2 separate regions of the Mus musculus genome follow, and region 2 is linked to region 1. The links are chromatin loops, found by intact Hi-C in ENCODE. Cell type or tissue: heart. All regions are shown on one strand. Links, peaks and the distances in the headings refer to the core of each region. The heading gives the core; the rest is flanking DNA. Region 1 has its middle 49 kb from the start of Dhrs2. Region 2 has its middle 76 kb from the start of Gm52145.

Region 1 (11,977 bases), core at 3,026-8,025:
GTAAATGGAATGGCAAGTTAATGGAGACACCTGACTTTGGGGACACGAGCCTTGCTAAGAGCTGATACTGCTGTTCCCATGGTGATGGCGCTTGAGACCTTTGATTGTTGTAGACATAAAAGATAACCAGAGAGGCTTTGGCGGGTGACAAGGAGATCAATAGCACCAGCATCCCCCCTCCCCTAGGGTTAGCATTTACAGGGACAGGCAGCAGGTCACAGGCCAGCAGGAGTTTCAGGCATTGCTTGGTTTCTGTAGAGCCAGGAGTTCTTCCCACTCACCCGTGGGGCAAAGACCAAGGACAGAGCTATTGGTGCTTGAATCACAGGGAGGAACCAGACATAGCTTCTTCATTGGTGGGTTCAAAGAAAGTGAGAATTACGTGGAAGGAGACAGGTGAGAGAGACAGTCAGAGTTCCCTTTGTGTAGTTATATTTGAACTGTAGAACGAAGCGTCTACCCCTTTCTCTCTGAATTGGAGGCATCCAACAGATCAGGGCCCACATGATGCACCCCACGAGTTCCACAGAGTCTCTCTCTAACATCGGGAAGGCAGCTGACTAGATAAGGCACCAGTAAGCCTGCTTGCTGGACACTAGAAAGTCATTTGAGCCCATTCTGCCTAAATGCAGGTAGAAGAGGGGGGAGGAGGCAGAGAGCTACCTTGCTTTTATAAACCACTGTGTGCAAATAGCAAATACCCAGATGTTCTTCAACTGAAATGAGAAGGGAAAGGAAGACGTGAAAAGGCAAGCAGAGAAGGAAGTAGAGAGAAAGACAAGTTTCCTTGAGGATGCTTTTGTAAGAGATAAATGACAGTCTCCGAGATGGGCAGAAGAGAAAATGGAAGAAGGTGAAAGGCACCTTCCTGAAGATTCCTGTGATGCTCATAAGCAATTCTAGCCATTGACCAGTGCTGCAAATGGGAGGAAACCACCGTAGACATTTTGGGAGCAGGTGGGCTCTTATGGACCATTTTCTCCCTGTCACCTTGGGTATCTTAACCCATATTTTGGCAACCCTGCTAATGGGGCTCCAACACTGTAAGTTCTCCAGGATCCTCTGGTGGGCATGGGACTTTCCTACTTCTCAGATTTACTCTGATGTATATCCATGGTGGCCAAAGGTCTTGTGGCCATGGCCCTGACCCTGGCCATGACTGTGGCTGAGGCCATGGCCATGGAAACAGAATGCTCTCCCCGAGCTTCAAAACAGTTGAGAAACCTCTTTTGCCTAGTTTTAGCTCCAGTTAGACCACTGTGATCCCCAAATGTCCAGCAGAAAGAAGTCTTCACAGTCACCTGTCTGTCCTGGAAAATTTGGGCACACACATCCCCGCCCCTCCAAGATCTAGAAAAATTTTCCAGAGGAAAAAATGATAAAATAGGCAATCCACCAGGTATAGCTAACACAGCAGCCACATTGCAGAAAACAAAACAAAAACAAAAACAAAACAAAAACAAGCAATAAGCCAGTGGCTGAGGAAGAACCCTTGAAGATATTACCGAGTGCTGGAATGTGTGCAGAGTCCAGGATCCAAGCTTTAAACACCCTCAGAGGGCAGGAGGATAGAACCCCAGTGTGTGTGGTGACTGCAGAAACACTTGTAAAGCCACTGGGGACTGTAACTGCAAGGAGTGAGATAGCACGCAGCTCTCGGCCAGCCAGGGTGATGTGCGTTTGAGCTTAGTTTGCTGTTTGGCTTGCTTCAATTTCACACTGAAGGGCTAAAGTGGACCGGTAGAAGGCCAAATTGAACATAGAAAGATTCCCTTGTCTAGAGTGAGAACAGAAGCAAACACAAGCAAGTGTGGAGCCAGATTTGGGAACCGAAGGCATATCATCGCACTGCCAGGGTGGGGTGTGTGCCAAGGCCATTTCTTGGAACGCACAGAAGTGAGACTTTGGGGAAGCCACAGAAGCAGTTTAAGTATCTATTGGGACTTGGAGGTGTGGCTCAGTGAAGAAACACTTGCCTGGCATGAATATGGCTTTGGGTTAAACCTCAGCAAATAGCCTCTCTCCAAGTAGCCACTGGGAAAAGCAGATAAAGGTTCCAAGAGGTTGGACAGCCAAGGAAAGAGTCATAAGGAAGGGTGACAGCTGATGGTGTGAGCAGGGTGGTTGGTGACAACGACAGAGGGGTCCTGGGACTAGGCTATATAAAGCATCTTATGTGGGAAGATTCCTGAGGCCTGAGACCCTTTGAAGGTCCTACATTTCCCCAGCATTAGTGATCCATGGTAGGAACCTGGTTAGGTCCATCGCCCCAAGAGGAAGGCCATCACGTCATCATGGTAACAAGACTTACAGCAGGAGAGCTAAAACCTCCAGACCATGTTGACCTGGCGGCCAGAGTCTGGAAAACACTGAGTGGTATCTCCAGAGAGCCCAGGAGGAGGCTGTGGTACTCTCTGTCCCATTCCTGTGTCCTTGCTATTTCCGAGGACACTGAGCCCAGGCAGGTACAGATAGTGGCTGAGGATGGATTCCCTGAGGGCATTCCCTTCTGATCAGCTTCATTTCTAGGTGGAATGTCTGGAAGGGAAAAAGCTGAGTGAATTGCCTGGTGTCACTGCTTTTCTGAGGACAGGCTGCTGCTGTTCAGTCAAGGCATCTCTTACTAGAATCTCAGGACACTCAGATGTTATTGACAAATATGAAGAAAGGAGCTCCTGGAGATGGAGACCCTAGGAAAGAGAGGGATTGGACCCTTGAAACAGGCACGGCGTCTGCAGGGAAAGCAGCTGCTCGGATTTGCACACAGGAAGCCAAGTTGGGAGGCTCACAGGTTTATTGTCAAATGAAAAATATCGTGGATTCAGGCTCAGTAGTTCTCAGTAGCAGCTCTCACGCATCAGCTGCCATTCCCTACACTAATTGCCTCTGTCTTCTTTTCCTCACAGTGTGAAGGACACAGCCCAGGACCTTGTATGAGCCAGGCAACTGCTCTACCACTGACTCTCTACCCAACCCCTGGGGCCAATGATATTGATACCTTAACAGGCCTGGCCTTCATTCAGCCTCCTAGCCAATCACAATCTGGGCCCAAGGGTTATGCTATAGCTCCACCCAGAGCTACATCCTCCACGGCCTGTTACTACCACAGTGTTCTCCCTGATGATGGAGCTGACTTCTAGACAGCTCTGGACTGAAGTTCTCTACCATCTTGAACTCTGCATGGAAGACTAGAACTGAGGTCTCCACCAAGCCCTAACGCACCCTGACCGGTAACTCTGATGCTCTGGACAGAGTCCCACATCTCTTCCATCCCTAAATCTTATGCTTTAGGCCCCCAGGAGGATGCACTGTATGGAGGGATAGAGTGGGGCCCCTCGTACCTTACAGATTTTAATTCCATCCGACACAAAGTTAGGCTTAGTGAGAAGCATGTCTGGTCAGCAAGTACAGTCAGGGATCCCAGATTCCTGTATTAGACTGACTTCCCCCTCCATACCTGCAGACCCCTGTAAAGGAATTTGCTAGAGTGTCTCCAACCTGGACAGCTCAGAGGCTCAGGCCTAGAAAGAACTGTAGAAGGAGCATGGGCGATGCCAGGAAGACGTGCGGCTTTGCAGGCAGATGGCCTGCTCAGTCCCAAGGCTGGGCTTTCACTGCACTGCTCCAGTAGAGATTAGCTCTGCCTCTGCTGCAGGGAAATGAGAGGCTGTCAGTCTCAGGGTGGGAGGCAGGCCTTAGCCGGGAGAAGCACTGGTCTGGGAGCAGCTGATAGCTGTCAGAGCTCTATACTAATGAGCCCTGGCAACAGGTACCTCACCTGGATGTGCCATGGAGCCAGCTCTCCAAAGGACTCATAGGCCAACTTGTGTTTGTATTCTAGGCCTCTGACAGCTAAGGAGAATGTTAAGTTTAAATCTCAAACACCAGAGGCTGACATTTGAACAAATGGTCCTCAACTTGTGGCCATGGAGCCTTTCGTTCTGACCTGTGGAAGCAAGTCGGCGAGGGTGAGCCTTTGACTGTTATGCTGTCCTGACCCTGGCCTGCCCTTTCTCTCTACTGATCTACACCTATGAATAAGCTACCGATACACACCACCTGAACCTTAGCCAAGCCCTTCCTGCCACGGTGCCCTCCCTATCATGATGAGCAGACATCCTTTTGAAACCACCAACCGAAATAAACCTTCTTCCCTCAGGTGCCAGTGACGTTGGCCATAGAACAAAGAAAAATAGCTAATGCAGAAAAAAAGAGAAAGATTGAATTAAAGAATGAAAAGAAGAAAGGGGAGAAGGAAGGGAGGGGGGAGAGAGAGAGAGAGAGAGAGCATATTCACTTGTGGGAGAAGAGGGGCCCTTGCTGGACCTCCAAGCTATGGAGAACAAATGTGCTGGCTCCTGGCCACAAACTCAGATGTTTCTCCCCAAACCCCCTGGGAGTCACAGAGGAGCACAATCCAAACAGAAGCAGCAGGAAGACTGCGTTTAAAGATAATCCAGTTTGCAATCCCACCAGCAATGGAGGAGTGTTCCTCTTTCTCCACATTCTTGCCAGAATCTGTTGTCACCTGAATTTTGATCCTAGCCATTCTGACTGGTGTGAGGTGGAATCTCAGGGTTGTTGTGATTTGCATTTCCCTGATGATTAAGGATGTTGAACATTTTTTCAGGTGCTTCTCAGCCCTTCGGTATTCCTCAGTTGAGAATTCTTTGTTTAGCTCTGTACCCCATGGTTAATGGGGTTATTTGAATTTCTGGAGTTCAGCTTCTTGAACTCTTTGTATATATTGAATATTAGTCCCCTATCAGATTTAGAATTGGTAAAAATTATTTCCCAATCTGTTGGTGGCCTTTTTATCTTATTGACAGCATCTTTTGCCCTACAGAAGCTTTGCAATTTTATGAGGTCCCATTTGTTGACTCTTGATCTTACAGCACAGGCCATTGCTGGTTTGCCAGTGCCTGGCAAATACAGAAGTGGATGCTCACAGTCATCTATAGGATGGAACACAAGGCCCCCAATATAGGAGCTAGAGAAAGTACCCAAGAGCTGAAGGGGTCTGCAACCCTACAGGTGGAACAACAATATGAACTAATAAGTACCCCCAGAGCTCGTGTCTCTAGCTGCAGATGTCTGTAGCAGAAGATGGCCTAGTTTGCCATCAGTGGAAAGAGAGGCCCATTGGTCTTGCAAACTTTATATGCCTCAGTACAGGGGAACGCCAGGGCCAAGAAGTAGGAGTGAGTGGGTAAGGGAGCAGGGTGGGGGGAGGGTATAGGGATAGCATTTGAAATGGAAATGAAGAAAATATCTAATAAAAAATATGGGGAAAAAAAGAAAAGAAAATAGAAAGATAATCCAGCAAGACAAAGGCTACTTGCTGGCTCTTAGCCCAAACAGAACTGAGCCGAGGAGACCCACAGAAGATCCCTGCATGAACTGGCTGCCCTCAGACACTTCATTTCTCTGGGCCTCGATGTCCTCTTCTGCTACAGAGTTCCCAAGTCTTGTTCCACAGTAGCTCTGGCTTCCAGGAACACTGGTGGTCTATAGTGCCCCCTGCTGTGAGGTTTTGAAAAATCTTTCATCTGTGTTACGGTGGCTCTTTGTGGGGCTTGATATCTTAAAGCCACTCACTCTATCCTTCAGGCTAATGAAAGCAGTTTGTAGTTTTGATTATCTTCAGTCTGAAAAACAAACAAACAACAAACAAAAACCCAAACAAACAAACAAACAAAAAACCCAAAGCAAGCAAAACCCCTAAACCAGGAGATTGGAGCTAGAAAGAGCTGTTCACTGAGAAGAACTCATGCCAAGGTACATTGCCTGCAAGCAGAGACTGGATTCAGCACTTGCTCATTCCTAGACTACATGGCTGGAAGCTCATGTGTTGATAAAAGCAATCAACCCAGGATCCTAGTTTGTTTTCTGATGCTGTGATAAACACCATGAGTGACAGCAGCGTGGGTAGGATCAGGTTTATTTGGCTTCCGTGTCTATATCACAGTCCATCATGGACGAAGTCAGGGCAGGAACCCAAGCAGTACATGAAGGAACACTGCTTACTGGCTTGCTCTCCATGGCTTGTTCAGCTTGCGTTCCAGGACCACAAGCCCAAACCATGTTGAGCTGAGCTCTCCCACGTGAAATATTAAATCAGGAAACTGCCCCTACAGTCATGTCCACAGACTACTTCAACCCAAGCAATTCCCCAGCTGAGGTTCTCTCCTGGAGGACTCTGGTTTGAGTCAAGTTAACAAAAAACAAACAGCAACCAGCGTGTGTGTGTGTGTGTGTGTGTGTGTGTGTGTGTGTGTGTGTGTGTGTAGATGGGTTTTATTATCACTTGATCAGTATTTCTTTCCACCGTACCCTAGCATCCGCTCCATGAGCCTCCCCTGACCCACAAGGAACACAGATACCAGCAGTGACGATGAGCATTGGAAAGAACCTTTTGTGAAGATACACAGGTGTAATAAGTGGGTGATGAGCTTAACCAACCCCAGAAGCTTCCAGAAAATTAGCTCTTAAGAGAAAAGATGGGGCTGAGAGTAAGAAGGTGAAGGAAAAACAAGGATGAGGTGGTGCTAGGGCCTCCTGGGAGAGGTCAGTTCTTTGGAGAAGCTACCTCAGAGGGTCCTGATGCTGTCTCCTCTGCTGAAGCTCCAAGTCTCCACAGCCAGCCACATGATGGCTAATTAGCAGCTGGATTTCCAGAGCACATGACCTGGGGGCATACAACCATCTGTGTGAAGCCTAAAAAGTGGTCCACCACCCAGGAAGGCCAATCTCCCAGGAGAGAGATCCACTTACAGTAACATGGATTCTGAACCTCACCCAAGCAAACTAGGCTGTCCACGGGATCAAGAAGAGCACAGGTGGGGCGCAGCCTCACCAGGGACTGAGGGTGGCCTCACTTGAGATAGCATCACATGAGCCTGTCCCTTACAGTTGCCACTGCTTCACTACTCTCAAGATAGGACACATCACAGATGATAGGGGGCCCCCACCCCTAGTGGCCAGATTCCCTCCAAATGTTCTGTCCTTGTGTTGATCACACCCTTCGAGGAAATGTGGACATGTGGCTCAGGAAGTGATAAGAAGATGGGGAGATAGTTCAGCAGATAAAGAGTCTTGCTGTCCAATAATGCAAGCCTGATGACCCGAGTTCAAGCCCCAGGACTCACATAGATAGGTAGAAGGATACAGTTGCCCTCTGACATACTCAAGCCTGCCAAAGTACTTCCCCTATATCACTCCTCTCCCTCCCCCTTCCCTCCTCCCCCTCTCCCTCCTCTCCCTCCTCCCCATCTCCCTCCTCTCCCTCCTCCTCCCCTCCTCCCCCTCCTCTCCCTCCTCCCCATCTCCCTCCCCTCCTCCATCTCTTCTCCCCTCCCCTCCCCTCCTTCTCCTCCTCCTCCTCCTCCTCCTCCTCCTCCTCCTCCTCCTCCTCCTCCTCCTTCTTCTTCTCTTCTTCTTTTCTTCTTCACCACCACCACCTCCACCGTTATTACCACCACCATCATCATCACCATCATCATTATCATCATCACCACCATGACCATCATCATCTATTAAATAAAATATGTGCCAAGAGAAACTAGCACATGGGACATACTCCTACCTCCTCTCCCTGGGACATTTCATTTCCTAGGCTCCTTCCTCAAGTGTCCCAGAGGATAGCAGAGAACAAGGTAGCTTTGGGGACCTTATTTCTCCCCTCACCCTGGCAGGCAAGGCCCCTCCCATCATGTTCAGCATCTGGACCCAGACCATGGTATGAAGGGCTGTCAGGTCATCCAGAACCTCTACTTCCTAGACACCAAAGGCCAGAGGGGCTGCAGAGAGGGGCTGGAGGTTGGCCTACTTCTCCATTTGACCCCAGAGCTGTGCAGAAGGGACTTGGTGGTCTTCCTGGCTTCCAGGAATACCCAGGACAATCTCATCTGTGCTGTTCACTACCTAGACTGGCCCAGGGTATAGCATGCTCTAGAAAAACAGATCAGAGAGCACGGGAAGGATGCTGGGGAAGCCAATGTGTCAGTGTCTGCCTTAATGAGCAGAGGTGAGAATTCACACACTATAAACATTAGCCCTTATACTGATGCCGTGGGAAAGCTGGGGACAGGGAGTGACTGATGGCCATAATGGGACTAGTGAGTGGAGGACCTTGGCTTGTTCAGAGATCATCACCTGACCAAGCACATCAGCACATGATTAAAGTCAGCCTTGTGTGCACTTTCTGCTGAGGCCCAAGATCCACTTGAACTCTCCCCATCAGACCTTCTCTCTGTAACAGGCTCACTCGATGGTCCATGTTTTGTTGCTTCCAGCTGCTCACCATGTGACCATCCTAAGCCAGACACCAAGCAGCAGCAAAGTCAATTCTGAAGGCGGGGTTGGTGATTCCTCTTCCCTCCCATCATCCTTCAGAGGTCTGCTGGACATGGTGTTCACCTATGCAGGACAGATGAGCTCTCAGGCTACTGCATGTGCATCTTTGGGTAGTCTAAGCTCAAAAGCAAGCAGATTTGCCTGTTGGAGACCCAGTGGGAGGCTTAAAGTGAATACAAAGCTGTTCTGTGTGTATGCTTTTTAAATTAAACTTTACTTTCCCAGAAACAAACAAAACAATATAGTGGCCAGGTTTTACTACTTTTTAAATTTTAAATAATTATTTGATAACGTTTAACAGGCTTCAAAATCTTATATTTTATATAATTCACATCATATGAATTACTCTGATTTGTATGTTCCACATATCCTTGAAAAATAATTTTTTGAAATGAAATGCAACCAATTTTTCATATTTAAATCTATGTTGCAAAAATAGACTTAATTTTATAATTAATTATATTTTTCTATACTGTGCATTTTTCAACATAACATTTTAACTGATTCTCTTGGAATTTCACATCACGCGCCCGATCACACTCCCTTCCCAGTCCTTCTGGGTCTGCCCCCTGCCTTGACTCTTATTTTAAAGAACAAAAACAAAACAAAACAAAAAAAGTGAAAATAAAAATTAGAATTAAAAAAAAAGAAAACAAGTCCAAGGGTGGGGGAGGGTATAGGGGACTTTGGGATAGCATTTGAAATGTAAATGAAGAAAATATCTAATAAAAGAAAATTTAAAAAAAAAAAGAAAAGAAAAGAAGTCCAATTGTGTTATCTATTCGCTCACTGGAGCATGGTTGAACTCTCAGAGGCCTGCCCTTAAATAGAGCTGAATGTTCCCCCTCCCCACCCAATCAGAAGCCATCAGTTGTAGAGAGAGAGCTACCCTTCAGCACCTCCATCATGTATACTGAGCAGCAAAACAGCTGGTAACTAAATAACATAATTTTTGTTATGCCTTTATTATTCACCAGTTAAAGAGGAAACTAAAATGTAATTCACAAATATTTCTAAATGAACAACAAAAACACATCACATTTTTACCTGCATGTTGGCATGTGTACCACATGCATGCCTAGTGCCCATGGAAATCAGAAGAGGACATCAGATCCCCTGAAACTACAGTTACAGGTGGTTGTGAGCCCCCATGTGGGTTCTGGAGTGACCCCTGGCCTTTGGAAGAGCAGCCAATGAGCAGTCTCTCCAGCCTCCGTGTCCCATTTTAAAATGGTGCTATTTATAACAAAAGAAATTGAAAAATAGATACAGTAGTTAGAAATTATTTAGGAGAGGCTAAGTGTTATAAAAGTAAGTTTTTGCCACAAAAAGCTAATAAAAGAATAGCAATAAACTCAAAAGAAAAGGGACATTAAAAAGATAAAAATAGAGGTTGGAGAGACTGCTTGGTGTTTAAGAGCACTGGCTGTTCTTCCAGAAGACCCATCAGGTTCACTTTCCCGCTCCCCATGACAGCTAAAATCTGAAACTCCAGTTCCAGGGGATCTGACACTCTTACACATATACACACCAATGCACATAAAATAAAAATAAATCTAAAAAAAAGTATAGCTGCATATATATACATATATATTTATGCAAATAAGTTCCAAATTGCTAAATGATTATACCCTAATTCTTTCTTTTTTTTTTTTTTTAATAAAATGCCCTGGCAAAAGCAACTTAGGGGAGAAAGAGTGAGCTAAAATAAACCTGTTATTCAGCTCCCCTCAAACTCAAGATAAAAGCAGAAATCACAATATTGAAATGAAATTTGCCAAAACATTACAAGTATTTTCTATGGGTATTTTTACCAGTATTTGTATTTCTACCAGTGTTTGCCTTTTTTTTTTAACTTCATTTTTCTTCTCTTACTAAATTTCTTTAAGAAAAAAAATATTACTTTTGCTTTAAAAACCCTCTTTCTTCTTAAATGTTCATGGGGGTTGTAAAGTGGTATTTATCTTCAAACACAATACTCAGGCAAATGCTGCACTTTAGTGATGGAGTGCCGTAAAATCTGTCCTTAGAATTTGCGCACACTGCACACAAACAGTCGGGTGAATTATGTGACGGCTGGACTTCCAGACACCTTCTGCAAGACTGCTGCAGTCTAAACCTGTTATGAAAAACCTCCACCCACTTCCAGGACAGAGACAAGGTAAGGGTCACAAGTTGTCCCTGGAGACGTTAAGGACAGTTCCTCTCTGATGAGTGGCATGATCCTTTGGGAGCAGTGACGCAGCCTGGCTTTGTGGTCCACAAAAAGGAAAGGCTCAAACCTTCAAGAATGATCTGACTCTGGAGCATCATAGGTTAGGGCCCATAGATTCTAAAGCCTGAATTTTATTCCTAGAGATTCAACCTAAGAGGTGGTCAAATGGCCACATGCTCTCCCGGTGCTTCAGAAGCTGAAGCTGAAGACGAGGCATTTAATGACAACCTGGGCTACATAGAGAAGCCCCATCCCAGTGGAACGGGATAGGATAGGGAAAGGAAGGGAAGGGAAGGGAAGGGAAGGGAAGGGAAGGGAAGGGAAGGGAAGGGAAGGGAAGGGAAGGGAAGGGGAGAGGGAGGGAATACAAGAGGATAAAAAGAAAATCTGCATTCTTTCCCATACAGACTGTTAGTAACAGGCAATTAGACTTAAAATCCAGTCTCTGGCCTGCCAACCACATTGCTATATTTGGTGAAGATCACTTAAAACTGATAGGGATAGAAGAACACTCCACATTTTCTCTCTTATATGTTTATGATCACTGTGTGACATACTTGAAGCAGAGCCCACTGATCCCCTGACCATGATAAGCTCATACTATGTAGTAAGCCAATGTAGTAGGTCAGCATAGTATTTTGAGTCTTTAAAAATTAACTTTTGGACTGAAGAAATGGCTCAGTGGTTAAGAATATTTGCGGTTTCCGCAGAGGACCCAAGTTTGAATCCTAGAACCCACATTCAGGAAATCACAGTCACTTGTAACTACCTCCAATGTAACTACCTCCAATGAGGGAATCTAATGCCTCTTTTAGCCTCCATGGGCACCCACACACACATGGAATACACTTATACAGATACATACATATAAATATAAACAAAAATAAATCTTAAAATGAATTCAAGGCCTCTGTCTAATAATTCTCTAAAGGCATTTTCTTTTTCAAAGAACAATCACTTTATTGTCGATCACAGGCCTACAGAAAATGGATACAAACCTAATGTGTTTGACGTACGAAGAAAGCAGCTATGGAGATTAAATTAGAAAAGATCCAAGTCCTTCTCTCACAATGTAGTTCTCACTGCCTTGGGGGAGGGGCCCTCTCTTGTATGGCTTTGCTGAGCTGTTACAAACACAGGAAGAGAAGGTAAACAGAGTCAGGGAGTGGTGGTGTACGCCTTTAATCCCAGCACTCAGGAGGCAGAGGCAGGCAGATCTCTGCAAATTCAATGCCAGCTGGGTCTACAAAGCAAGTTTCAGGACAGCCAAAGCTATACAAAGCCCTGTCTTGCAAAAAACTGGAGAAGGAGGAAGAGGAGGAGGAGCAGGAGGAGGAGACATGGAGACAGAAGATAAACAGACCATATACCATTCCAGGAATCAAACAGACCCCCGGGGTAAGGAGC
Region 2 (11,977 bases), core at 3,918-8,917, 91 kb before region 1:
GTAGACTAGGCTGGCCTCGAACTCAGAAATCCGCCTACCACTGTCTCAGTTTTTAAATTCTCAATTAAAAATTTGTATGTCTATGTATGCTGTATACACATGTGCATGGGTCTAAAATTTTACCTAAACTAATGCTTGATTTTGAATGCATAATACTGAACTCTGGGACAAACCTGTGAAAGTATATATAAGTTGCATTTTCTCATGAAATCAGACCATATCAGTCCCTGTTCTTTGATTTTTTCTATAATATTTTGCATTTATTCTTTGAGAAATTTTATAGATATATAAAATATGTCTTAATCATGCCTATCCCCCAACTACTCTTGGATTCCTACTTCATATGCTCTTCTTTAAAAAGAATATTGGACCTACTGAGTGCAATTAGTGCCTCTTGCATACTCATGGGTCTAGGGCCATTCACAGGAGCATGGACAACATAGCAGGAGCCTTGCCCCTTAAGAAAGATGACTTTCCCTCTTCCAGTAGCCATGAACTGTCAATAACTCCTCAGCTATTGTCCTCCGTGCAGGAATACTGACTGGCTTGGTCTTGTGCAGGTACTCACAACGACTGTGGCCCATGAGGACAACGGCCATGTCACAGCCAGAGGACAGCCTTTCAGCACCCCTCCAAAATCTCTGGGTCTTGTACTTCTTCCCTCTATTCCGTGTCCTCCCCGGAGCCTTGGCAAGGTTTGGAGGTTGATATAAATGTCCCGTTTAGCGCTAAGCATCCACAGCTATTTATTCTCAGCGCGTTCACCAGTTATGAGTCTGTGATGTCCACAGCAAAAAGGAGCTTATCTGATCAAGGCTGAAAATGATGGACCTGTAGGTAGACACATAAATATATTTAGAGGAATGATATTTTGTTGTAGGATCTAATGCTAAAAGTAAAGACACCAAGGCCTTTTTAAAAATCTATTTATTTATTTATTTATTTATTCATTTATTTATTTATTTTACTATTTCAAAGTTTAGGCCTTAGCTGGGCAGACTCTCAGCTAGCTCATTTAAGTCAATCCAACTATCTAGTTCCTGCCAGATGGCTTGCTATACCTCCCAGGCCTTTTGTCACGTCTGTCTCCTTTTGTGTATCCTGGTAAAAAGGCCTCCCTTTTTGTTCTTCCCAGAGTCATTGCCTCCCTAACAGGAAGTCCTGTCTTCTGCTTCCTGTGCAGCTATTGGTCTGCAGTCTTTATTCTACAGAAAGCCACATTCCAGTCTGAACCAATCAGCAGCAGGGCAATACTGGATCCACCCCTTTGGGTTGCCTTTTGACAGGGGGGGGGGGGAGCTACACCATCTTCTTCAGGGAAGCTTGCTTTTTAACATGATAATCTCAGAGAATCATCTTTTAGGCAGGTGAGGAGGGACAAGCACTCACATATAGAAAGCTGGTGATGGACCATTCAGAGTACAACACCAAATATTCTGCTCGCATTTTGCTCATTTCCAGATCAGCAGTTAACCTGGACCTGGGAGCTAAAATGAATCCCTCCTCCCCTAAGGTGCTCTTGTCCAGGTGTTCATCACCGCCACAGGAAAGGAAACTAACACCAGAAGGCAGTGTGACTACGGGACCAGCAAGCAAACCAACACCAGGATTTCCTCTGACCTGAGACCTCCAGACATTCTTCCTCTGTTCCTGGTAGTTGTTAAGTAAGCACAAGGAAGCTTGCTCACGAGACATCAGCAGAGATCTCACTGCTTTCCCCTGGGTGGAAGTATCTCTCCTCTCACAGAATTCAGCCCCTACTAGGATACACAAGTGGAACCGCATGTGATTTTCTTCAATTCACAAACTTCTTCCTTGTCTCTCAAAGACAAGCTCTCAGGGTGAGCAGGTATCCAGATGCAGAAGGAGCATCCTCCTCTCGGGCCTGTGCTTGTGTGGAAAGAAATTCTGTGTGCGTATGCATGCATGTGGTGGCATGAGTGTGTGTGCCACTGCGCTTTCCCATAGGGCAGAAGGGGCAATGGGTATCCTATTACATCACTTTCTGCTTTCTACCCTGGAGACAGGGTCCCAGCAATCTTCCAGTCTCTGCCTTCCAAGGCTCTGCGATTGCCCGTGTGCAGATGTGCTCTGCGATTGCCCGTGTGCAGATGTGCTCTGCGATTGCCTGTGTGCAGATGTGCTCATGTGCAGATGTGCTCATGTGCAGATGTGCTCATGTCCAGCTTCTTGTGTGGGTACAGGGGATTCTGAATTCAGGTCCTGGTGCTTGTCCAACAAGCACTTGTACCCACTGAGCCAACTTCCTGCCTTCTGTTTTTTTTGGTAAAACTGGAGACCTGCTGGACTGTAAGGAAAGATGTCCCGAAAGAGGCCTGGTATCCACCCTCATCTTCTGGAAAGTATTCTACAGACCTTGGGATGCTTTGTCTGGTAGAAGTGTTTTTGTGCCCCTCAGGCCTTGGCCCAGCCAAATGGCAACACTGTGATTTAGGTTGAGGTATTTGAGCCACACTAAGGAGGTGATTGAGTGAGGGGCCTTGCCTCACATGGTATCAGCTCGGCTTCCTGGTATGCTGGACACTGAGGTCAACCTTGTGGCTCTATCTGTACCTCTTTGATAATGGTTCAGAGTTCTAGATGCTAGAGATGTAATGAACTTCCTGTGTTGACAATGCTCTGTGTGCTCCTGCATCCGAGTCAGGAAAGAAGTGCTCTCTCCATCCCCTGTGGACAGTGAGACATTCCACGTTTGCTTCCTTTCCTGGGCTCTGCCCCCTGTGTGCTTTCCACGGCTGGTTTTAATCAGTGTCCTTTGTTAGTACAATAGCTCTCACTGAGTTATGTGCATCCTTCTAATGAATTGTTCCTTAAAAGTGAGCATAGTTTAGGGGTCTCCAATCCCCAAACTTGCAAATGAAACTATAAGTGAGGCCCATCTGATGAACTAGGTCCCAGCTTCATAGTTAGGGAACGTTTATAGTTGGCATTTGTAATAGGACTCACTAGATCAACTCTGATCACAATATGAGATTTTGGAGGAGACAGAATAGAAGGGCAAGTTTTGGTTATCCATGCTACAAGTTGTAACTGTATCAGCCACTAAACCAAGTTTCTATGGAATTTAGAAGTGGTAGACTCAACCCCTACAGAGTTGGTTCATTGGGTATGTAAGAAATTCAAACTAACAAGATTAAACTAAATATAAAATTTCCTGGTTATCATCTGTAATAATGATAGTTAAGCTGTTGAAAACAGTTGGGTAGACTAGAAGTACCTGTTGACTGTTTGCAGTACTGACAGGGCTTTTGTAATTTTCCTCTTATTTGGAAGAATTTAGAAACTTGGAGGGCAAAGGTAATGTGCCCCCTGAGTTTGGAATGACTGTGGCAATATTCTGCTGACTTAATCAAGGTAGGGACACTGATAAAGTGGAGGTCGAGGCTAAAATAGAGTAGTGCCAACCACAGCATCAATAATCTCTGATATCGCTCATTAACACACAATGCACAGCAGGCTAATCAAATGGATACTCAGTGATTTAGCCAGATAATACTGAGTTGTTTTTATCTGTCTTGGTTTTGGAAAACTGCCAATGACAGATTGATTTTGTTTGGGAAGAATTCCAACTTAGATTTATTAAATTGCTGTAGGGTTATTTGAATTTAGCATCCATTGTTATAATTTGGTGGAAGGATATTTGGACACTTTCAAGTTCTTGGTTCTATATTAATAATATGATAGTATTTGAAAGTAAAGAAGACTCTATGAGAGCTGACTTATCTGCAGAGGTGATGCATGTGACCAACAAAAGCTGGTTTACAAATCCTTCAAAGGTCCAAGAACTTATCCAAGTGGTCAAATTCTAAGGAATAAACTGGGCCAAAGCTATCCATGACATTTCATAAATGATCAAAAAGAAACTTAATCTCACAACCTGTTTATTAGCCTGTTTGGACTGGGGGAGGATACATAGATCATATCTAGAAATATTGATTGTTGCCATCCATAAACCTGCCCTAGAGAATGTCATAGGAGCTTGAACAGGATCTTCGGGTGTTGGTCAGCATCAGAAAGTCAGAGCAACAAGGGATATGAACCAAGATGGAGGAGCCTTCTTCAGAAAGTGAGAAAAACCTCCTAGCAGCTTTGTGGCTTCCCAAGACCTCATCCCATCTTCTCCATTGTACTTTGCATCAAGGACTTGACCCCTCCAATGCATAACAGGAATCTCAGTCACCCCACAGTCCTCCAGGGCCTGCAACTGAGAAGACCCTGATTCACTGCGGTCTTGGTTCTGAATACACAGCATTGAGCACATTACTACACTAAGCCAGGACCAACCAATGCTCCCTCAAGCACCTCAGCTCAGACTCGAGACTACTGTAAGTTCTGACTTACAGTGTTGTAAATGTACATGCAGAGTTTTCTGCCTTTATGGAGATATAATGGTTTGATTATGTAAAACAAGGATTTAATAGTCTTCTACAGTCGTTTCTCAGCATGTATCAAATTAGTGTATCCTTGGGTTGTGTTGTTAGGATGTTGGATTTTAAAAACTGCTGTTTGGGTTGCTGACTTGAGCACCATAAAAAAGGTCATTAAATGAATTTTAGTTTGAGATCAGTGTATGATTTTACACAGTTCCTGAAATGGTCCTAAGCACCCTCCCTTCTGCCATTCTGTAGGACATATGTATATGAAGTGGCATGCTTAGCACCGATGCCTATGACACCGCTCTGTCTCTTGGGATCTGTGGACAGCTCAGTAGCAGCCTGGACTTCACTTGCATTCTCTGCCTCATCCGATGCCCTCTAACCATCAGTTCTGCTGCTTTGCCCTCAGGGAAGAGTTAGCATGCAAGATTCCCCTTGCATTCTGGTTTCTAAGAAGCCCAATCAGGAGGGAATACCACAGCTGGGGATTGTGGTTCAGTGTCAACATGACAGAGTAGACTTGCAGCCCTCTGACTCCATCCCACCCTGCTCTGTTCTGTTTTCTGTGAGCTTTAGACCCCAGGAGAGGGTGTCTATACCTGATCAGCACCCTTCATCCAAGTACCAGGCTGGAAGCAGGAGCTTGGCCGAGGTAGGCTGAGTCGAGATCGGGTACAGAGGTTGTTCTTGCTCTAGTACAAGGATCAGAAGAAACTTTTCTTGGTTGTAAACAGGGGTGAAACCTCAAGCTTGTACCCCAGGTACAACCTCTTAACCAAATCAAAAGGGAAGATGGAGGCCACAGTCATTAGCAGAATCGGTAAGTTGGGAAGGGAGTCGTCTCCTGCTAGTAGACAGTCATGTTTGCCTAGATGCTTCTCCAAGAGTCACTGCAGGTAGCTGGCAGATTAGGACTGCTGTTGTTGTTGTTGTTATTGATGTTTTTTGTTTTCCCATGGATTAGGATTGAGTTGACATAAGAAATTGGAAGGCACAGAGCCAGGACCTCGGAAATAGCTGGTAGATTTTGCTTTTGATTCAGGCTGGACTCCTCAGATTCTCCTTAAGTCTGATTCGGAAGCAGCCAGACGTGTAATAATTTAAGCAAATTTGCCCTTTCCCTTCAGTTTAATTCAGTTCAGTTCAATCAATATTTATCAAGAGATTGCTCTGTGATGACCAAGTTCTCACAGGTATGGTAACCAGGTGTGGCCGACACAGCAAGAGGAATGAGGGAGGGGTGGGTAGGAGAGGGAGACAGATTGTAGGGTCCCCTCAGGGGGGTGGAGCTGCAGCATTGCTCTCAGGGTGTGAAGGTCCTCCAGGAAAAGGGGGTGCTCTGAGGAGGGTGGAGCTGACAGTGAGTTGACAGGATTGTCAGCAAAAGGAGCGCACAGAATCCTGGACCCAGACCTCTTGGCTGCCTCCACCTGGGTCTCCTGAGAAGAGCTTACACTCAGCTAGTCTGAACACATCCATCTCCTCTCTAACTATCTTCCCCTTATCTGTTTCACCATCATCTCTGTCTCCTCACTTAGACACCTGGGAGTATAACAACGTAGCTCCCAATACCATGGATGTTGGTCAAATAAGTGTCATTTTTTCAGTTGTGTATCATTTTGCTTGCACAATGGCATGATTGTCACGTGCAACCTTAGATGCAGGCCCCCAGCTCTCTGGTGACAATATAAACAGAACACGGTGGATTTTTGTATTATTTACCAGGGAGGATCTGAGCCCTAGCAAGGGCTACCCCAGGGGAGGACTTAGGCATTGGAGAGAGGAAGCGACTGCTGTCTCGTGGACTTTGCAGTTTTGAATTTGAGCTATGTATGGAAAGTCTAGGCGCTTGAGGGCATTGCCAAAAGACAAGCTGTGCTACGTGGGAATTATGCGTGCGTCAGATTTACATTTGAGTTTTCTAAGCAGCTTGACATTTGAGAAGAAAGTAAAAGCTGGCTGAACTATTCAGCCATAACATCTGCTTGGACTTAATTTCCCTAAGGTTTCTGGGTGTCTGTGGGATTCTTCCCTAGCACACAGCTCAGTGAGGCACAGGGCTCTGGTGCGCTCCTGCATCATTTCTACCCTTGATCTAGGTATTTGGTTAAACCTGTTTTTTGTTTTTACCAGATTGCCATTGTCAGCTAGGCGTCTTCCTGTCCCTGTCCCTGGTCCCTGCATTGCAGGAGAGTCATGAGCGTCATCTGCCAATGTCACTTTTGCATTTGGCTCTGGGTTGGAATCTGCTAATTAGAGGTTCTCGCAGGACAAGGGATGCAGAAGTGGAGTCAGCACCCTGGTTGGCAGCTGTGAGCAGCTGCTTGGGCATATGATGTGCATGCAATTCACTTCAGCTTCTGGGCAACCTCCTGAGAATCACCTGTTTAGCGATTGCAAGCAGCTGAGACTGTCAGCAACTTTCCTGACTTTGTGGAAGAGGCAGCAGTTTCTATTGCTCCCTCAGCCATTGTTACCATGGTTTAAGCTTCCAACTACCCATATTAAAACCTTTTCCACTGGCACACAGAAGTGTCTCTTTGATGCCTGACTGATAGAACAGTGCCAACCACACAGACCTCTCCACTCCTGTGATGATTGTCATAGTAGTGATGGGGGTGACCACTGGGTGAGCGCTCTTAGCAAACGCATTAAAAGATTGCGCCAGCAGCTTCCAGCTCCATGGCCAGAGACCCTTGCTGGACTGTAACAGCTATTCCTGGTGGACAGGACAAAGATGGCTACTTTTTACGTCCTGTAACCTTCCATTTGCTAGAGCTCAGTGTGACTGAGGAATTGAAGAACACAACCCTAAGATCTAAGGCTCAGGGAGCATGGTGGAAGAGGAGGTAGAAAGACTATAAGAGGCAGAGGACCAGGTCATTTGCTGTGAGATACTGTCTTCTGTGTATGTCAGGGAGCTGCACCTGGGACATCTTAACGCTGTGGTCTCCTAAGAAGACTTACGTAAGGACAGTACCAGCATGGATGGGGAGATCTCACAGAGCCCATTCCTTGATGAAGAGTTACAGGCAAGTAATGGTTGCTGAGGGGGGTGGGGGATCAGTGTTCTCCAGGAATGAGCCCCCTGATAGGTCACTGAATCCCAAGGGATCAGCTCTAAACACACAAGCAACACTACATGGGCTCAGCAGACTCCATTCATATATACATATGTGTATACATACATGTGTGCTCTGTATGTGTGACAAAAATAACTAAAGAAGAAAAGGATGAGAGAATGCACAGACATCGGAGGAGTCAGAACAAGAAGAGAGGGTGGAAATGAGGAAATACAGTACGCACATATGAAATACAGAATGGCTGTCTAGCTGAGAGTGGGGAAGGCTCACAAAACCCTACCAATAGTGGGGAACCAATGATAGCTGATGGTTTCTGGGGAAAGGAGAAGTGAATGAAAAAAAGAAAAAGAATATGGTTGGTCCTAGGTATGGAGGAGGAGAAAGTTCATTATAGAGATACCGGAGAGCAGAGAGGCAGTGACACTTAGGAGAGTCTAGAATGGACATGACCAGACTGAACTGAGCTGTGTGGGGAGGGATCAAAGGAGGAGGGAGAGCTGGGGAATCAGTAGCAGCCCGGGAGGGTGGGGTGGTGTCAAAGGTACCAAGTGGGTGGGTAGCCAAAATGGTTGGATTATATCCGGAAGAGCATCTGGGGGAAGGGCAGCCCACTCCCTGGGCTGGAGAAGTTTAAAGTATGGGACAAGGCATACCAGCCACACCCTGTAACAGGTAGGGACTGAGGGATGCTGGGAGAACTTGGTGGCCAGGTCTGTTTTGATATCTTAAAAAGGCACCTCAGCCATTTGTCCCAGGTTTGAAACCTAACAGAGTCTAAGTTTTCTTTAAGAGTGGTCCTTGGCAGGTCTACCACTATCTAGTTGATGGCTCCACACCAATGATTATATGGGCAATGCAAATTTCTCTCTGTGATTTATAAAAAGAAAATGAGAACATGAAATTAGGAGGGGTGGGACTGGAGGGTGCATCTGGGGGAGCTAAGGAAGGACTGTGTGTGTGGAGGGGGTTGAAGCTGGTAAATATATTGTATGGATGTGTAACATTCTCAAATAATAAAAAATGTAAAATTCTACATATTTATCTTTATAATCACAGATGAGTGTAGTCCTCAACCCTCATCAAGAAAACTCTTTGCAACAGATGGAGACCATTGCAGAAAACCAAAGCCAATCAAAATGCAGAGCAGTGAAGCCCAGGCCTAATGGATACATCTATAAACTGGATCTGAGGCTCAGGAAACAAAGCAGAGCAGAGGCAGAAAGACAGTAAGAGCCGTGGGATCATGGAGTAAGACAGTAAGAGCCGTGGGATCATGGAGTTAACTGTGAGATCATGTGTCCGAGTAATGTCAAATGTTATACCCATAAAGTCTCACCAGCATGCTGCCAAACATGCTGCCAAACATGAGCTGAACAAAAACACCAGCACCAGACATGCTAAAGGAGATGGGGGTGGGGGGAAGCCCACAGGGTCTCAACTATAGACCAAGAGCTACAGACATTAGGAATGCGGTGAGCAGGAGAAATGGTCTAAGCTTGGGGAAAAGAGGACACCAATCAGTTGTCCAAGACCAAATGGTCAGCCCTGAAAACATACATACAAGTACCATTATTCAGATTGGGAAGGCTATCCTTTGGAATATATATGTGCAAATACATATAGATCCTCGTGTAACAACAATTAATGACAAAAGAGGCCAGGAATTTAAAGGAGAGCATGTAAAGGTTATGGGAGAGTTTGGAGGAAAGAAAGGGCAGGAGAAAGGGATGAGATTGTATTATAATCTCAAAAATAAAATCAATAATTAAAAAAATGAAAAGGAATGGCTGGTTAAATGCATGGCCTGGCTGTAGATGATGGTTGATACTAATTGGTGCAAGTGTCACTGACTGACATTAAGTGAGAGGGACAGATGTCCTTCTGTCTTTGGGCCATCTGGGGACAGCACAGAAGAGAGTACATGGGTCACACGACGGACTCTTGTCCATCTCTGCAGACTCCTATTTCTCCAGTGTTTAGCAGAATATTGAGATAAGAATGACTTAAGGAAGTTGGCCATTTAAACCAAAGGGAGCTAAGGACAATGTGGATGTCAGTGGAGTGCATACAAATCTGTGATGGGGAGCAAGCACTGTAGCCAACAATGCTGGTTCTCATTTCCCATCAGTGTTCAATATTTCCGCAAACAGTAGTTTGTGGCAAGTCCCCACCAGGGGCTTTGTCTGGCCAGAAGACACTCATCTTGAGAGGACAGAAAGCCAAGGGATTCTTTAATAAATTAACAGCGTGAGTGTTTGAACACCTCCACGTAGAAAAGGCACTGTGGTTCCACAAAGACTTAAAAACAGAATTACCATATAATCTAGTAACTCATTGTACTAGACCACAGTCGATCCCTGAAGGGAGTTAGGGCAGGAACACAAGTTAGTGGCTGCAGGAGCAGATGCAGAGGCTGTGAAGATGTGCTGCTTACTGGCTGTCTCCCCAGGTATGGCTCAGCACACACACACACAAACACACACACACACACATATATATATATCTCCCCACAGGATTGCTCACAGGCATTTTCTCAATTCAGATTCTCTCTTCCCACATATCTCTAGGTTTGTGTGTTAAGTTGACAAAACCCAACATAGACATGTCGCATTTCTGAGGCATAGCTCATGAGAAATACTCAGAGGGCACAGAAGTTACAATTATCAGATTTAGCAAATACAGGACCCCCCCCCCCCCACCGCCAAGAAATTAGAATTTCAGGTGAATGACAAGTATTTCCTATTCTATCCCACCTCTCCTCACTCAGCAACTAAAAGAAATTGTTTGTAATCTGTATCTATTTGATAAAGATTTATATATACACTATTCAAAGGATTCTTAAAACTTTGGTGGTAAGAAAACAACCAGATTAAAAATGTACTAGAGATCTAAGCAGACCTCACCAAAGGAGATATGCAAATGATAAACAAGCATGTTTAGAGGTTTTCTAGTCTTTTCCTCACCAGGGAAATGCAAGACAAGAGGATGGAGGGACAGCACAACACACCTATTGGAAAGGCCAAACCCAAAATTCCTGGCTGCAGCTAATGTTAGTAGGCTGTGGAACAACAACAGGAGTGGCTGTTCCCTGCTGCTGGGAAAGCACAATGCACAGAATTCTGAAAGAGAATTTGATGGCTCTTTGCAAAACTAAGCAGGTTTTTTGCATATGTGTGAGCAGTGGGCGTTCATCCTCACTCATCATGACTGTTTGAGTAGGTAGGGGAGTAAACTATGGGGTATCCAGACAACGGAATAATATTATTTGCTTAAGGAAGTTTGATAGTAGTATTTGTGTGTTTATTTGTCAGTGGTGGGGATTGAACCCGGGGCTGCACACTCATAGATTGCCTTGGTAGTGAGACAGGATTCCAAAGAGGAAAACCTTGTACAGTCATCCTACAAAGGAATGACAGCTGAGACAGCCTGTCTTGCCTTAAGCAAAGAACTTCTGGAAGGAGAAGCTTCAGGAGAGAAACTGCAACATCTCCCCTCTTTCTAAGCCCTTCACTCTGCTCCTACACAGGGTCACAGTCAGCTTTTCCCCTTGGCAGAGCCCTCAATTTCCCACAGGAGAGAGGCTGACCCTTGCTTGTTGTGTGTGCTAATAAACACAGTCCCATCTGTTGAAGGTCAGACACCTGTCTCTTTCTGCCTTCTGTCTCTTTACCCTGCCTCAGAAATCAAGTGCTCAAACACTGGGCTGCATCACCATCTTAGACAAAGGAATGTTATTTACTGCTCAAAAAATTAAAGTTATTCTCCATGAAAATCCACGGAGAAAGACTGATGGCGTGTGATTGAGTGAAGGAAGCCATTCTGGAAATGACACTGTGATTCTAAGGGTGTCACATCCTGGGATAGCAAAACTATGGTGACAGTGAAGCTGACCAGTGGGTGGGTATGGAATGCTGTGGTAAAGGGAGGGATGAGCGGGGGAGGTAAAGAGGATTTTAGGGCAATGAAATTGCTCTGTATGATAGTTTAGACAAAGACATGCCACTATATCACAGTTATTCAAATGGCACAACTCTCAGCAGTGGGCCCTGCTGTAAACCATGGACATCCAGGCTTATGTGTTAACTCCACCAGATGAAAATAAGACCATCACCATATTTTTTGAGCCAAGTTTGAAGCAAACTTTATCAAATAAAGTCAGGATACTGGCTAGGTCAGTACCCAAGACTCAAGATTCCCAGAGACGGCTCACAAATCAAGTTAGTCAGATGTTCATAAAGGCAACCCCCACCAGGCCACATGTTTCCTATCTTTGTCCAGTACTAGCACACACCCTGATGTACTTCCTGCCTCCATAGCTCCCACCTACATGGGACCAAGCACTCTCTGAGCAGCTGGGGCAACCAACCTTGTTTACAGAAGAGAAAACACTTGACTTGTGGTCGTTCATGAATAGCAGCCCCCAGCATTCAGGAGGTTACCTGTCCTTGGGCAAGTGGGACTTACAGGTTAGAGGCATTTGTGTTTTATAGATCTCTT

What was found. Hi-C counts contacts between places; a loop is a spot of excess contacts. Peaks named below come from ENCODE experiments on the same cell type or tissue, not always from the same donor. Only the 100,000 strongest peaks of a DNase experiment are listed, where the experiment ranks them.
Region 2: a loop joins it to region 1, with 2.0 times the contacts of the local background. A loop is called at or near these places in 2 of 42 quality-filtered maps.

What each region holds. Positions count from the first base shown.
Region 1 is chr14:55,264,885-55,276,861 of GRCm38, reverse strand. No RefSeq gene overlaps it. Among named protein-coding and RNA genes, the nearest start is that of Dhrs2, 49 kb to the right of the region's middle. In heart, for the core only: a CTCF peak has its summit at 5,515 (motif pointing left); no DNase peak of the experiment used is centred there.
Region 2 is chr14:55,357,236-55,369,212 of GRCm38, reverse strand. No RefSeq gene overlaps it. Among named protein-coding and RNA genes, the nearest start is that of Gm52145, 76 kb to the left of the region's middle. In heart, for the core only: no CTCF peak of the experiment used is centred there; a DNase peak (open chromatin) is centred at 6,672; H3K27me3 peaks cover 489 bases.